Linked DNA regions of Homo sapiens: region 1 is linked to region 2. A link is an interaction called in ENCODE POLR2A ChIA-PET data of the cell type or tissue named here. Cell type or tissue: PC-9. All regions are shown on one strand. Links, peaks and the distances in the headings refer to the core of each region. The heading gives the core; the rest is flanking DNA. Region 1 overlaps GOLPH3L (golgi phosphoprotein 3 like). Region 2 has its middle 18 kb from the start of ENSA.

Evidence for each region. ChIA-PET counts read pairs that join two places held together with the same protein. Peaks named below come from ENCODE experiments on the same cell type or tissue, not always from the same donor. Only the 100,000 strongest peaks of a DNase experiment are listed, where the experiment ranks them.
Region 1: POLR2A ChIA-PET joins it to region 2 with 14 read pairs; 15 of 35 experiments call an interaction of 5 or more read pairs at or near these places.

The regions. Positions count from the first base shown.
Region 1 is chr1:150,671,132-150,679,463 of GRCh38, reverse strand. All of the region lies in intron 2 of GOLPH3L (golgi phosphoprotein 3 like), which reads left to right. Among named protein-coding and RNA genes, the nearest start is that of GOLPH3L, 22 kb to the left of the region's middle. In PC-9, for the core only: no CTCF peak of the experiment used is centred there; no DNase peak of the experiment used is centred there.
Region 2 is chr1:150,607,100-150,615,431 of GRCh38, reverse strand. No RefSeq gene overlaps it. Among named protein-coding and RNA genes, the nearest start is that of ENSA, 18 kb to the left of the region's middle. RefSeq lists enhancers at 3,645-3,939, 6,280-6,966. In PC-9, for the core only: no CTCF peak of the experiment used is centred there; DNase peaks (open chromatin) are centred at 1,751 and 3,731; H3K27ac peaks cover 5,606 bases.

The DNA of each region.
Region 1 (8,332 bases), core at 285-8,284, 64 kb before region 2:
AGATTTGTGACTGCATGCAATTAAGTTTTGGGGTCTTTCATTTTGGTAATAGGTGAGGAACTTAAATGTCTGCCAGAAGACTAAATTCTAGATTTCATTTTCAACTTTAATCTAGAATTTTTGCCTAGTAGAATAGTGAGAAAACTGTGCTGTGATTTCTGAGCTTCTGTACTTCGCTATTTGGGGTAGTGCTTTGGGTTGGTCAAGTAGAATACTGCAGACATAATACCACTGCCCATTCTATGTATGCATCTAATTGTACTATTTATGCTTATGTGACAAATCTTTCTCAGCACTATCACCCTTTTAACATTTTCACTCATAAGAAAGATTTAAGGGAATAATACCAGTCTTAAAATTGTGAAGGTTCACACAAACTTGTTTTTCCTGTTTGTTTTAGGAAAAAATGCTCTTGATAAAGAATTTAAGCAATAGAGGGAAGTATAATTAACAACATTAAAAAAAGAAGAAATCTTACTTCCCAGAAATACTGTAAATATTCTTAAACTTTTTGTTTTTTTGAGACGGAGCCTTGCTCCCTCGCCAGGCTGGATCTTGGCTCTCGGCTCACTGCAACCTCTGCCTCCCAGGTTCAAGCAGTTCTGCCTCAGCCTCCCGAGTAGCTGGGACTACAGGCGTGTGCCACCACACCAGCTAATTTTTGTGTTTTTACTAGAGATGGGGTTTCACCATGTTGGCCAGGATGGTCTTGATCTCTTGACCTTATGATCTGCTTGCCTCGGTGGCATGAGCCACCGCACCCCGCCAAACATCATTTTTTAGTTTAAAACATTCCTTTTTTTCAAAATTACAAATAATTCAGGCATACAAAAATGTGTAAAAAACAATATAATAAACTCTCATGTAACCAGCATCAGCTCTCTCTGCATACATTCAGATAAAGTAGAGCAGATCTGGTGAATTATAGTTATAGAATAGAATATACATATTATGAGTCTACACAGAATAAAAGTTATAATTTTAAAATTGGGAAGTAAGGTAATAAAATATGGGAAGGATATTAACTTGTATCTTTCATAATAAGGAGTCACTTAGACGTTATCTAAAATTGAAACATCTAGTTTTTAAAAATGACCCCAACCTCTTAATAATCTCTTTTTTAAATCTTAGAAAGGAATTTATAGGACATTTGTCCTTTTTTTTTTTTTTTTTTTTTTTGAGACGGAGTTTCGATCTTGTTGCCCAAGGCGATCTCGGCTCACTGAAACCTCCGCCTCCCGGGTTCAAGTGATTCTCCTGCCTCAGCCTCCCGAGTAGCTGGGATTACAGGTATGTGCCACCACGCCCAGCTAATTTTGTATTTTTAGTAGAGACGGGGTTTCTCCATGTTGGTAAGGCTGGTCTCGAACTCCTGACTTCAGGTGATCCGCCCACATCAGCCTCCCAAAGTGCTGGGATTACAGGCATGAGCCACCGTGCCCAGCCACATTTCTCTTTAAAAAAATTTTTTTTTCCTTTTTACTTGATAACCCATAGCCAACATCATGACATATCTCTTATAAGAAACAACTGTTTGAGGCCAGGTGTGGTGGCTCATGCCTGTAATCCTAGCACTTTGGGAGGCCAAGGTGGGAGGATCACTTGAGTCTATGAGTTTGAGACCAGCTTGGGCAACATAGCAAGACCCTCATCTCTAAAAGAATTAAAAGATTAAATGGGCATGGTGGCATGTGCCCGTAGTTCCATCCACTTAGGAGGCTGAGGTGGTAGGATTGCTTGAGCTCGAGAAGTAGAGGGTGCAGTGAGCTACGATTATGCACTCCAGCGTGGGTGACAGAGTGAGACCCTGTCTCAAATTAAAAAAAAAAAAAAAAGAAATGTTTGAAGTTTAGTAATTGTTTCACTTCATTTTTTTTCTGTTAAGTAAAATTATATTTCATTTTACTTTTAAAATTACACATGTAGGCTGGGCATGGTGGCTCACGCCTGTAATCCCAGCATTTTTTGGAGGCTGAGGCAGGTGGATCACCTGAGGTCAGGAGTTCAAGACCAGCCTGGCCAACATGATGAAACCCCATCTCTACTAAAAATACAAAAACTTAGCCAGGCACGGTGACATACGCCTGTAATCCCAGCTACTCAGGAGGTTGAGGCAAGAGAATCACTTGGACCCAGGAGGCAGAAGTTGCCGTAAGCCAAGATCACACCACTGCACTCCAGCCTGGGCAATGGAGCGAGACTCTGTCTCAAAAATAAATAAATAAATAGGCCAGGCACGGTGGCTCATGCCTGTAATCCCAGCTACTCAGGAGGCTGAAGCAGGAGAATTGCTTGAACCCGGGAGGCAGAGGTTGCAGTGAGCCAAGATCGCGCCACTGCACTCCAGCTTGGGTGACAGAGTGAGACTCCATCTCAAAAATAAATAAATAAATAATAAAATAAAATTACGCATGTAGCCTGGCACGGTGGCTCACACCTGTAATCCCAGCACTTTGGGAGTCTGAGGCCCCAAATGAAATGAAATTATATTTCATTTTACTTTTAAAATTACACATGTAGGCTGGGCACGGTGGCTCACGCCTGTAATCCCAGCATTTTTTGGAAGCTGAGGCAGGTGGATCACCTGAGGTCAGGAGTTCAAGACCACCCTGGCCAACATGGTGAAACCCAGTCTCTACTAAAAATACAAAAATTAGCCAGGCTTGGTGGCGGGTGGCTGTAATCCCAACCACTCGGGAGTCTGAGGCAGGAGAATTGCTTGAACCCGGGAGGCGGAGGTTGCAGTGAGCCAAGATCGAGCCATTGCACTCCAGCCTGCTAGCCTGGGTGACAGAGTGAAACTCCATCTCAAAAAAAAAAAAAAAAAAATAGAATGTATGAAATACAGAAGACTAAGTATGGACTTTGGCTCCAGATTCAAACAAAGCAACTGTAAAAAAAAATTTACTAAACAATTGATGGAATATGAAGGCTTACTGGAGTTCTTATTGGGTTGTTTTAGGTATGATATTGGTATTACAGTTCTTTTTTTAAAAAATCCTAATCTCTTGGGGAGAATATGCAGTATTTTTTGGATGAAATTATATAGTAGCTGGAATTTGTACAGAAATAATCTGGGTTTGGGTGGGGTGGGTGGTAAAGATGAAAGATTATATTGATAACTGTTGAAACTAGGTGATGGCTACATAGAGCTACATAATCTCTCTACTTTGTGTATGTTTGAAACTGTTGGCTGGGCATGGTGGCTCAGCCTGTAATCCCAGCACTTTGAGAGGCCAAGGCAGGAGCATCACCTGAGCTCAGGAGTTGGAGACTAGCTTGGGCAACATCGGAAAACCTTGTCTCTGCAAAAAATACAAAAATTAGCCAGGCATGGTGGCATGCGCTGGTAGTTCCAGCTACTTAGGAGGCTGAGGCCAGACGATTGTTTGAGTCTAGGAGGTTGGGGCTACAGTGAGCCATGTTCACACCACTGCACCTCTACTGCAGCCTGGTTGAGTGACAAAGGGAGACACAAAAAAAAAAAGGAAGGGAGGGAGGGAGGGAGGAGTTCAATCAAAAATGTTAAAAAAAAATTGGGGTTGTGTTTTCTTACCACATTACTCAGTTTTAGACAATATCCTACTGACTCCCTGTAGTGAAAGATGATGAAATCAGTACTCTTCGCAGTTTCTTCTATCTCTACTCCTCAATACTTTTTTTTTTTTTTTTTTTTTTTTTTTTGAGACAGAGTCTCTCTTACTCTGTCGCCCAGGCTGGGGTGTAGTGGCGCGAGCTTGGCTCACTGCAACCTCCACCTCCCAGATTCAAGTAGTTCTCCTGCCTCAGCCTCCCAAGTAGCTGGGACTACAGGCACATGCCACCACACCTATCTAATTTTTTGTATTTTTAGTAGAGACGGGGTTTCAACATGCTGCCCAGGCTGGTAATATTTTGTTGAGGTTTATAACATATATATCATACTGTTGTTCCATAATTCACACAAACCTTTGCTATGAAGGGACGCCCCAGAATTGGGGTTGGGAGAGAAGGAGATGGGAAAATAGGTTGATGGGTAGAAGATACATGTATTTTATGTATACAGAAAAGTTTGGTTGTACATACACCCATATGATCATAGGGTAATGGAATTTATGGGTGATTTTTATTTTTTATGAATTTTTTTGTTTTCAAATTTTCTACAATGTGTATATGCTAGTAATCAAGGAGAGAAAAGCTATTTGACCACAAAAAAAAAAAATCTACACTTACCTAGTTTTGCTCTTCTAAGGTTTGAACGTAACATAATTGCTTGTGTTTCTAAGTCCGTTTTAAATCATTGGAAGCCAGGCCAGGTGGCTCACATCTGTAATCCTAGCTACTTGGGAGGCTGAAGTGGGAGGATCACTCGAGGCCAGGTCTTCAACACCAGCCTGGGCAACATAGCCAGACCCTATTGCTACAAATTTTTTTTTTTAATTAGCCAGACGTGGTGGTACACACCTGTAGTCCTAACCACAAGGGAGGATAACTCAAGCCCAGGAGTTTGAGGCTGCAGTGAGCCATGATTGTGCCACTGTACTCTAGCCTGTATGACAGAGTGAAACCCTGTTTCTCTCTTTTTTTTCCTTTGAGACAGGGTCTCACTCTCTTGCCCAGGCTAGAGTGCAGTGGCATGATCATGGCTCACTGCCCCCTTGACCTCCTGGGCTTGAGGGATCCTTCCACCTCAGCCTCCTGAGTAAGTGGGACTACAGGCATGTGCCACCACACCTGGCTAATTTTTAAAATTTTTTATATAGATGGAGTCTCAGTATGTTGCCTAAGCTGGTTACGAACTTTGGACTTAAGTGGTCCTCGTGCCTCAGCTATCCTCCCGCCTCAGCTTGGCAAAGTGCTGGGATTATAGGTAGGAGCCACCATACCAGGCCAAGACCTCATCTCTTTAAAAAAAAGAAAAAGGCCGAGTGCGGTGGTTCACGCCTGTAATACCAGCACTTTGGGAGGCCAAGGCAGGTAGATCACCTGAGGTCAGGAGTTCGAAACTACCCTGGCCAACATGGTGAAACCCTGTCTGTACTCAAAATACAAAAAAATTAGCTAGGCCTAGTGACATATGCCTGTAATCCCAGCTACTCGGGAGGCCGAGGCAGGAGAATCGCTTGAGCCCAGGAGGCGGAGGTTGCAATGAGCCAAGATCATGCCACTGCACTCCAGCCTGGGTGACAGAGAAAGACTCCATCTCAAAAAAAAAAAAAAAATTCTCCCACTCTGTAGGTTACCTGTTCACTCTAATGATAGTTTATTTTGCTCTTATTAACAAACATATGAAAACTTCTATATTCAAAAGAGTACTGCCTCTTTTGAAGTTGTCCCTTAAGATGGCTAAATACTTATTGTAATGATACTATAATTGGTTGTTTTGGGGATGGATTTTAATTTCTAAAATTTCCATAAGTCACTCAGATTCAAGCTAAATATAAGTGGATGAATAAATTGATAAATATTTTATTGTTTAAAAAAATCACGTGAGTTGTGGGGAGATAGACTTAGAGCCTGGACATGTTTTCCATTTTTTTTCTTTTTTTTTTTTTTTTGGAGATGGGAGTCTCACTTTGTCACCCAGGTTGGAGTACAGTGGTACAATCTCGGCTCACTGCAACCTCCACCTCCCGGGTTCAAGCAATTCTCCTGCCTCAGCCTCCCAAGTAGCTGGGACCCACAGACGCACCCGGCCAGTTTTTTTTTTGTACTTTTGGTAGAGACGGGGTTTCACTGTGTTGCCCAGGCTGGTCCTGAACTCCCGAGCTCAGGCAGTACTCCCACCTTGGCCTCCCAAAGTACTAGGATTACTGGCGTGAGCCACTGAGCCTGGCCTGTTTTCAAATTTTTGCTCCCCCTTCTCAACTTTCTCTTTTCTTCTGTTTTCTTTTGTTTTTTGTTTTGTTTTGTTTTTTTGAGACGGAGTCTTGCACTGTCACCCGGGCTGGAGTGCAGTGGTGCGATCTCAGCTCACTGCAACCTCCGCCTCCTGATTCACATGATTCTCCTGCCTCAGCCTCCCAAGTAGCTGGGATTACAGGTGCCCACCACCACGCCTGCCCAGCTAATTTTTTGTGTTTTTAGTAGAGACAGGGTTTCACTATGTTGGCCACCCTGGTCTCGAACTCCTAACCTTGTGATCCGCCCGCCTCGGCTTCCCAAAGTGCTGGGATTACAGGCATGAGCCACCGCGCCTGGCTTTTCTTCCGTTTTCTTTGGACAATGTGTAGCAATTAAAATTCCTCTTTCCGGCCAGGTCACTCCAGCCTAGGTGACAGAGGGAGACTATGTCTAAAAAATAAAAAAAATAAAAATTTTTAGGGTAAAACAACTAATGATATTTTTACTGACCAGAATGAGATTTAAAGCTTATATGGGAATTCAAAGATGACCAGTTGCTTTCCTTTATTTTGCATTTCCCTTTCACTGACAACGCATTAGCATGTTGTTTTTATTTGCTAAACTTTTGATAAGGAAAAAAAAAACAGAAGCCCTGCAAAAACTAATAAACTGATCATTGTAACTAGCTTTGCATCTTTCTACCCACCTTTTAAAATAAACCTGAAAGGATTCAATCTTCATTTCATTCATTGAGAAATCCTGTCCATTTGCCTATATTTATAATCCCTTCCTCACGATCAGGCTGAAATTATCTGTTAAACCAGAACAGCATCAGGTCACAGTTCTTCATTCTCCAATAGGATTAAACAGAGTGGGCTTTTAATGCTTGATCTATTTTATAAAATCTCTTGGCCAGGTGCAGTGGCTCACACCTGTAATCCCAGCACTTTGGGAGGCTGAGGTGGGTGGATCACCTGAGGTCAGGAGTTCGAGACCAGCCTGGCCAACATGATGAAGTCCCGTCTCTACTAAAAATACAAAAATTAACTGAATGTGGTGGCAGGCCCCTGTAATCCCAGCTACTCGGGAGGCTGAGGCAGGAGAATCGCTTGAACCTGGGAGGCAGAGGTTGCAGTGAGCCATGATTGTGCCACTGCACTCCAGCCTGGGCGATAGATTGAGACTCCGTCTCAAATACATACATACATACATAAAATGTCTTTATGAGCTGTGTGGATGTAGAAATAGGAATTGGAGTTTCGATGAATCACATTAATTTGTAAAAGAGGAATTTACATCAAATCCTGAATACCACTCTTTTAATAGAGTGATTCAAGGACAAACAGTACACTAAATTTTCTTAGAGTAATTTTTTAGGAGGAAAAAAATAATAAAATTAGTTTTGCTTGTAGAATTTTTGATAACCCCTGAAGATCATTATACTTTCCTTGGGCTTTGGAATTGGGCAGATATAAAAGGGTTCAAAGCAACATGATAACATTTCTTCTCTCATGGAAGGTGAAGCAATTTTAATGTTAAATCTTCAGACTTGGGGAGATGGAGGGGTTCTTTTTTTCTGAAAATTTTCCTTTAAAAAGTGATATTTTCTCACTGTAGATAATTTGGAAAGGTTAAAAAGCCATGTTTTAATGTAGACATTATTTTATATCATTGTAATAATCCTGGATACTCAATTATATATCTGGCTATTTTTCATTCAACTTTATCACAAGTATTTTCTAATGTTATTTTAAAAACTCCTTATGAGCATATTTTTTAATGATGCTTTAAGTTGTTTTGTTTTCTTTCCTCTTTTTTTTTTTTTTTTTTTTTTGAGACGGAGTTTTGCTCTCGTTGTCCAGGTTGGAGTGCAGTGGTGCGATCTCGGCTCACTGCAACCTCCGCCTCCCAGGTTCAAGCGATTCTCCTTGTCTCAGCCTCCCGAATAGCTGGGATTACAGGCATGCGGCACCACACCCGGCTAATTTTGTATTTTTAGTAGAGACAGTGTTTCACCATGTTGGCCAGGCTGGTCTCAAACTCTGACCTTAGGTGATCCGCCCGCCTTGGCCTCCCAAAGTGCTGGGATTACAGGCGTGAGCCACCGCGCCCGGCCCTTCTTTCCTCTTTTTTTGCCAAGCAGGCAACTTTTAAGATCTTTAACCTTCAGAGTTGTTTTAAGGTGTGTCTTCAAGGAAGTTTGAATAAGGAAGGGCACTTTGAATACTTGACTAAGTGGAAATTCAGCATAAAGTGTTGACTGTCTGAATTTATTGAATTCCCATTGTGCAATCTTTAAAGTTTAAATATGTGTAATATTTGACCCAGAATTTTCTTCTAGATATTCAACAGAAATACACACACAAATGAATACGTCTTTACTTTTTTTTTTTTTTCTTGAGATGGAGTCTTACTCTGCCGCCCAGGCTGGAGTGCAGTGGCACGAACTCACCTCCCTGCAGCCTCTGCCTCCTGGATTCATAGGATTCTCCTGCCTCACCCTCCTGAG
Region 2 (8,332 bases), core at 296-8,295:
CCATCTCTTAAAAAAGGTGGGGAGGGGTGGTTAGGAAGCAAGCAATGTTGAGGTTCTAACAGATTGGTACCATGAACATGTAATGGTACCAATCCATATCTTTGTGCTATTTTCTCTAGAAGCACCTAGCTCCCTGGGTACAAGAGCAGGGACGACATTATTGTTTAGATCCTGAGTCAGGATTTGTAGACAGATAAAGTATACTAAGAAGGAAGCAAGGGGATGAAAGTGCTGGTGAAAGATTAAAGAATCTCTCTGATTATAGCTAGATAAGAAAATAGGCTAAGGAAGTTGTGATAAACTGGTCAAGCCAGGCGCGGTGGCCCACACCTGTAATCCTAGCACTTTGGGAGGCTGGGGTGGGTGGATCATGAGGTCAGGTCAGGAGTTTGAGACCAGCCTGGCCAACATAGTGAAACTCCGTCTCTACTAAAAATACAAAAAATTAGCTGGGTGTGGTGGCGTGCGCCTGTAATCCCAGCTACCAGGGAGGCTGAGGCAGGAGAATCTCTTGAACCCGGGAGGCAGAGGTTGCAGTGAGGCAAGATTGCGCCATTGCACTCCAGCCTGGGCAACGAGCAAAACCCTGTCTCAAAAAAAAAAAAAAAAAAAAAAAAAAAAAAAAAAACCTCTGGTCAAGAGAATTCTTTGTTTCTTTCTCTATTATTTATTTATTTTTAAGAGAACTCTTTATAAGGTCAAAGAGCAGATGATTTAGAAGCAGAAATGATTAACCTGGAAGTTCAAAACATTGTAGCAAGAATATAAAATTTTAGATTGGAGCCAGGTGGTGGCTCATGCCTGTAATCCCAGCACTTTGGGAGGGGAAGATGGCTTGTGCCCAGGAGTTCGAGACCACCCTGGGCAACAAAATGAGACCCCCATCTCTACAAAAAAATTAAAAAATTAGCCATGCATGATGGCATGCACCTGTGGCCCCAGCTACGTGGGAGGCTGAGGCTGGAGGATAGCCTGAGTCCAGAAGGTGAAGGCTGCAGTGAGCTGTGTTTGCACCACTGCACTCCAGCCTGGGCAACAGAATGAGACTCTGTGTATAAATAAATAAAACTAAGAGAGTTCTCACATCGAGCTGTGAAGGTAGTTTGCTAATTTATCTGGGGTTTTGCTGTTATCTTTTGTTAAAAATCAACTTGCTGGGGTGAGGTGGCTCACATCTGTAATGCCATCACTTTGGGAGGCTGAAGGGGGAGGATCACTTGAGTACAGGAGTTTGAGACCAGCCTGGGCAATGTAAGGAGACCCTGTCTGAAAAATTAAAAAAAAATAGCCAGGCGTGTTGTCATGTGCCTGTAGTTCCAGCAATGGCAGGCTGAGGTGGGAGCATCGATTGGGCACAGGAGGTTGAGGCTGCAGTGAGCTGTGATTGCACTGCTGCACTCCAGCCTGGGCAACAGAGCAAGACCCTGTCTCAATAAATAAAATAAAGTAGCATCAAATTGATACATATCCTAGAGTAGTTATCTTTTTTTCCTCTGAGCTCCAACAAGAAACAACAGTATTTACATTTTTAACTGGAGACAAAACTCTGCATAGGAGAAATTCAAACATCAGCAGACATATGAGGGCGTTTTTTGGCAGAGGCAACTTACTGTCAATAAAGTCTCACCCCTGGTGAACGCCACCTGCTCACACGTACAAAAGGAAAGTCATTTAGTGATCATGAATCCTGGTTTGACGTTAAGGTCCATGTCTGAAGTGTCGTTTATGATTAGGGAAGTCTGAGTCATCCTTAGGCTTCCTCTATTGCATTTGAGTCATTTCCTTTTTTACAGACCCAAACTGTACAGCCCAGGATATTTCTTAAATGTCCAAAAGTACAGAGTTTTGGAACTAAAGGGACATTCGAGATCATTGAGTTCAGTGTACTCGTTTTACAAATGGTGAAACTAAGGCCAAGAGGAGCATGCCTTTGCCTGATTGCACAGCCTCTGTGGGGCAGTTTTGCCTATACCAAGAAGGGTATAGGAAAATACCCTATTCTCTAGAACCAGCTGATTTCACAGCAAATTTGGATTCTGGCTTGAATTTATTTTTGTCAGAAGTAAACTAAAAATACTTGGTCTGAAAGTCTGAGAGGGACTCAGGGCCCAGGGGAACAAGCAGGCATCTCTGGTATATCCCCCTCAAATAGTTTTTTGTTTGTTTGTTTTAGACAGAGTGTTGCTCTTGTTTCCCAGGCTGGAGAGCAATGGCGCAATCTCGGCTCACTGCAACCTCCACCTCCTAGATTCAAGCGATTCTCCTGCCGCAGCCTCCCAGGTAGCCATCACACCCAGCTAATTTTTTGTATTTTTAGTAGAGATGGGGTTTCATCATGTTGGCCAGGCTGGTCTCGAACTCCTGATCTCAGGTGATCCACCCACCTTGGCCTCCCAAAGTGTTGGGATTACAGGCGTGAGCCACCATGCCCGGCCCCCCTCAAATGGTTTTATCTGTCACACTGGTGCTCCTGCAATGGACAAAGGAGACGTTTCCTGTAGGACCAGCATCTCTTTACTCAGGTTTTTCAATCTTGGAACTGCTGACATTTTGGGCCAAGTAATTCTTTGTTGCAGGGACTGTCCTGTGCATTTCAGGATGTTTAACAGCATCTTTGTCCTCTACCCATTAGTTGCTTAGTCAGAATAATCAGAAAAGTCCCCAGACATTGCCAAATGCCCCCTGGAGTTGCCTGGTTGCCTGGTTGAGAATCACTATGCTTAAGAAAGGGGCTCTTGTTGTAATCCCAGCACTTTGGGAGGCCGAGGCGGGAGGATCACGAGGTCAGGAGATCGAGACCATCCTGGTTAACACAGTGAAACCCCATCTCTACTAAAAATACAAAAATTAGCTGGGCATGGTGGCATGCGTCTGTAGTCCCAGCTACTCGGGAGGCTGAGGCAGGAGAATGGCATGAACCCCGGGAGGTGGAGCTTGCAGTGAGCCGAGATCGCGCCACTGCACTCCAGCCTGCGTGACAGAGAGAGGCTCCATTTCAAAAAAAAAAAAAAAAAAAGCGGGGATGGGGGGCTGTTTTAACTCAGGTCTGGGCCCACTTAGTCCTCATGGCAGTATCTATTCTTATTCCTGCATCTCCATGCCTAGCTGCCTTTTTCTCACCTTTCTTTCTGGGGCTACCACACCTTTATCAGATGAGATCCTCCAACCTCTCTCTACCCTCAGTATCTCCAAAAGTGCCACCTGGGTTGAAAATGAGAAGCAAAAGCATCTACCCTTCCCCCTCTTGCACCAAGGGTATACCCTAATTAGATAGGAATTTACATAATTGGTAAAAATAAGATATCATGGGCTGGCCACAGTGGCTCACACCTGTAATGCCAGCATTTTGAGAGGCCGAGGCACGAGGAATTCTTCAGCCCAGGAGTTTGAGACCAGGCTGGGCGATGTAGTGAGACCTTGTCTCTACAAAAAAATTAAAAATTAACTGAGTGGTGGCAGGCGCCTGTAGTCCCAGCTACTCGGGAGGCTGAGGCAAGAGAATTGCTTGAACTTCGGAGGAAGAGGTTTAAGTAAGCAAAGATTACACCACCGCACTCCAGCCTGGGTGACAGAGCCAGACTCTGTCTCCAAAACAAAAGACAAAGTGCATACAAGGCTCAGCTCTTAACAATGACTGCTGTGAGTCAAGGAAAGACCCCTTCCTTGAGGGTGTGCTGGGAGGGGATAGATGAGGGCATACCAAGAGAACCTTTGCCTTTTTTGCGCAATTTCCCCTTGACTCAGCGGTCCCACTTCCCTTCCCCAGCCCACACTTGTCCTCACCAGTGCTTGTATTTAGAAATGCAAGCCCGTGTTGTCATAGAAAAACAGAAACCAGATGGTTGCTATGGAGATTTGTTTAAATACACACCTAGAACATGGCCCAGACTCTGGCAGTGGTGAGTAGCAATTCTTGCTAGGACCTGCATTTTTCTTCCTCTTAATTTGCTGTTTTCCCACCCTTTTCTATTCTTGCTACATTTTCATGCTTCTCACTCCTGCTCCAAAATGCCACTTCCCACCTACCAGTACTGTTCTTAAACATCTCCTGTGTCTCAGGAAGTCACTATTTAAGAACAGACTTATTTACCCTTTGAGCCTTAGTCCCTTCATCTGTAATATGGGAATAATGACAATAAAAACTCTATATGGGGCCAGGTGCAGTGGCTCAAGCATGTAATCCCAGCACTTTGGGAGGCCAAGACAGGTGGATCACTTGAGGTCAGGAGTTCAGGACCAGCCTGGCCAATGTGGTGAAAACCTGTCTCTACTAAAAATACAAAAATTAGCTGGGCGTGGTGGTGCACACCTGTAATCTCAGCTACTCGAGACGCTGAGGCAGGAGAATCGCTTGAACCCAGGAGGCAGAGGTTGTAGTGAGCTGAGATCGTGCCACTGCACCCCAGCTTGGGCAACAGAGCAAAACTCTGTCTTTAAAAAAAAAAAAACAAAAAAACCAAACAAACAAACAAAAAAAACCTTATATGGGCTGGGCTGGGCGTGGTGCCTTATGCCCACAATCCCAGCATTTTGGGAGGCCAAGATGGGAGGATCACTTGAGCCCAGAAGTTTGAGACCAGCCTAGGCTACAGAGTAAGGCCCCATCTCTACAAAAAAACCTTAAAAATTAGCCAGGTGTGGTGGCACGCACTGTGGTCCCAGCTGTACCAGAGGCTGAAGCAGGAGGATCCCTTGAGCCCAGGAGGTCAAGGCTGCAGTGAGCCATATCTACACCACTGCACTCCAGCCTGGGCAACAGCCTGTCTCAAAAACTAAACTAAAAACCTTATATGTTTTTGTTAGAATTAAATTAGATATACAAAAAGAGGGGCCGGGCAGGGTGGCTCACGCCTGTAATCCCAGCACTTTGGGAGGCTGAGGCAGGTGAATTACTTGAGGTCAGGAGTTCGAGACCAGCCTGACCAACATGGTGAAACCCTGTCTATACTAAAATATACAAAAATCAGTCTAGCGTGGTGGTGGGCGCCTGTAATCCCAGCTATTCGGGAGGCTGAGGCAGGAGAATTGCTCGATCCCGGGAGGCAGAGGTTGCAGTGAGCCGAGATCATGCCACTGCACTCCAGCCTGGGCGACAGAATGAGACTCCGTCTCAAAAAGAAACTTGTATCATGGCTAGCAAAGTGGAATTTGGTTTTATGCTAAAATAAAATCCTAGAGCCAGGTGTGGAGGCGAGTGCCTATAATCCCAGCTACTCAGAGGCTGAGGCAGGAGGATTTGTTGAGACCAGGAGTTCAAGACCAGCCTGGGCAACATAATAAGACCTCATCTCAAAAAAAAAATAATAAAGTAAAATAAAATAAAAATCCTACTCTAGGGCACCTGGGAACCAACCAGTGGTGCCTTTGGAAATCTTGGTTTATGCTTCCTCTCTGACAGTAGGAAAAAGCTATTGTGGGAGTTTCTCCTGCCATGTAGAGTGATGGAAGAGCAGAATTGTGGAGGAGCAGGGTTGCTTTGTTTTGTCTTTGTTGTACTCAGCTGGAAAGCTGTTTAAGGAAAGAATCTGGTCATATGACCTCCTTTCTGCAATTGGAAATGAACGCCACAGGGAAAAGAAGATATAAGACACAGAATGCTCCTTGCCTGGCTAAAATGGAAGAGGACAAAGGAAGCAGAATACTTTCTGGGCTTTTGGCTTTTGCTACCCTCCTCTGGCAGACCCCTGTCCAAGACGCTGGCTGTGTTGTGTGCCAGGCTAGAGCTTGTACCTACTGTAAAATCTGTGTGTGATGTCTGTTGAGTTTTTTGGAAAACAAAAAACTTATATTTTAAAATACAAGGTATTAGATAATACCAAGGGCAGATAATTCCACCCTTGGAAATAAAAAAGATTTTCTTTTCTTCAGCTTGAATGTACTGTACAGCTGTGTTTCTGCAGTAGGTCTCAGCTCTTAGGAACGAGAAAAAGGAAAACATTACCCACTTTGCATTTCACTTCTGTTCTTTTCCTGTGAGACAGATACTACTATCTATCCTATTTTTATGGGTTAAAAAGCACAGATCAATTGAAAAAGAACTGGAAGGATAACTGCTAAACTGAGAACTGTTACATCCAGGCACGTTGACTCACGCCTGTAATCCCAACACTTTGGGAAGCTGAGGCCGGTGGATCACGAGGTCAGGAGATCGAAACCATCCTGGCCAACATGGTGAAACCCCATCTCTACTAAAAATACAAAAATTAGCTGGGTGTGGTGGCGTGTGCCTTAATCCCAGCTACTCGGGAGGCTGAGGCACAAGAATCGCTTGAACCTAAGAGGCGGAGGTTTCAGTGAGCTGAGATCGCACCACTGCACTCCAGCCTGGCACCAGAGCAAGACTCTGTCTCAAAAAAAAAAAAAAAGAATTGTGGTCACTTCCAGAAAAGAATTAGGGGAGTGAGATTGGAAGTGGTAATCATAGGAACTTTTGTGTCATCTATATTTTCCTTTTTTCCAAGGAAAATATTCATATATTAATTGTTTAATTAAAAATTAAATTTTGGCTGGGCGCGGTGGCTCACGCCTGTAATCCCTGCACTTTGGGAGGCCGAGGTGGGCGGATCACGAGGTCAGGAGATCAAGACCATCCTGGCTAACATGGTGAAACCCCGTCTCTACTAAAAAATATGACAAAAATTAGCCGGGCGTGCTGTCGGGCGCCTGTAGTCTCAGCTACTCTGGAGGCTGAGGCAGGAGAATGGCGTGAACCCCGGAGGCGGAGCTTGTAGTAAGCCGAGATCTTGCCACTGCACTGCAGCCTGGGCGACAGAGCAAGACTCCGTCTCAAAAAAAAAAATTTTTTTTAAGTTTTGTGCAGTGGCAGTATCATAGCCAATGAGGTTTGTCCAATGTACAATTATTGCTAATTGAAAACGTTTCAGGCCAAGCACAGTGGCTCACGCCTATAATCCCAGCACTCTGGGAGGCCGAGACAGGCCAATCATGAGGTCAGGAGATCGAGACCATCCTGGCTAACACGGTGAAACCCCCGTCTCTACCAAAAATACAAAAATTAGCTGAGTGTGGTGGCAGGCGCCTGTTAGTCCCAGCTACTTGGCTGAGGCAGGAGAATGGTGTGAACTCAGGAGGCGGAGCTTTCAGTGAGCTGAGATCGCGCCACTGCACTCCAGCCTGGGCGACAGAGCGAGACTCTGTCTCAAAAAAAGTTTCAAGCCAGGCACGGTGGCTCACGCCTGTAATCCCAATACTTTGGGAGGCCAAGGCGGGTGGATCACCTGAGGTCAGGAGTTCGAGACCGGCACAGCCAACATGGCGAAACCCCATCTACTAAAAATACAGAAATTAGCCGGGTGTGGTGGCACACGCCTGTAATCTCAGCTATTCAGGAGGCTGAGGCAGAAGAATCACTTGAACCTGGGAGGTGGAGATTGCAGTGAGCCAAGATTGCACCACTGCACTCTAGCCTGGGCAACAGAGTGAGACTCCAGAGTTGAGACTCTGTCTCAAAAGAAAAAAAGAAAAGGTTTCTGTTGGGCCAGGCCCAGTGGCTCACACCTGTTATCCCAGCACTTTGGGAGGCCAAGGCAGGCAGATCCCTTGAGTCTAAGAGTTTTGAGACCAGCTTAGGCAACTTAGAGAGACCCCGTCTTTACAAAAAGTTAGCCAGACATGGTGGCACATGCCATGGAAGGCTCACTTGAGCCCGTGAAGTCGAGGTTGCAGTGAACTGTGATCTTGCCACTGCACTCCAGCCTGGGTGATGGAGTGAGACCATGTCTCAAAAAAAAAAAAAAAGAATTTTCACATATCCCACTGTGGTAACTTACAATATAGTTGGCATTGGCAATTTTTGACAGTCTCTACAGAGACTGACTTTAAAAAAAATAAATAAATTTCAGGCTGGGCATGGTGGCTCATGCCCACAATCCCAGCACTTTGGGAGGCCAAGGCGGGTAGATCACCTGAGGTCAGGAGATTGAGACCAGCCTGGTCAACATGGTAAAACCCTGTCTCTACTAAAAATACAAAAATTAGCTGGTGGTGACGCACACCTGTAATCCCAGCTACTCGGGAGGCTGAGGTAGGAGAATTGCTTGAACCCAGGAGGCAGGAGGTTGCAGTGAGCTGAGATTGTGGCATTGCACTTTAGGCTAGGCGACAAAAGGGAAACTCCGTCTCAAAAAATAAATAAATAAATTTCAAATTGAAAGGTGAGGCTATTTTATAATTTTTTTTTTTTTTAATTTGAGACAGAGTCTCAGTCTATCATCCAGGCTAGAGTGCAGTAGTGCAATCTCGGTTCAGTGCAACCTCCACCTCCCGGGTTCAAACAGTTCTATTCTACCTCAGCCTCCCAAGTAGCTGGGAT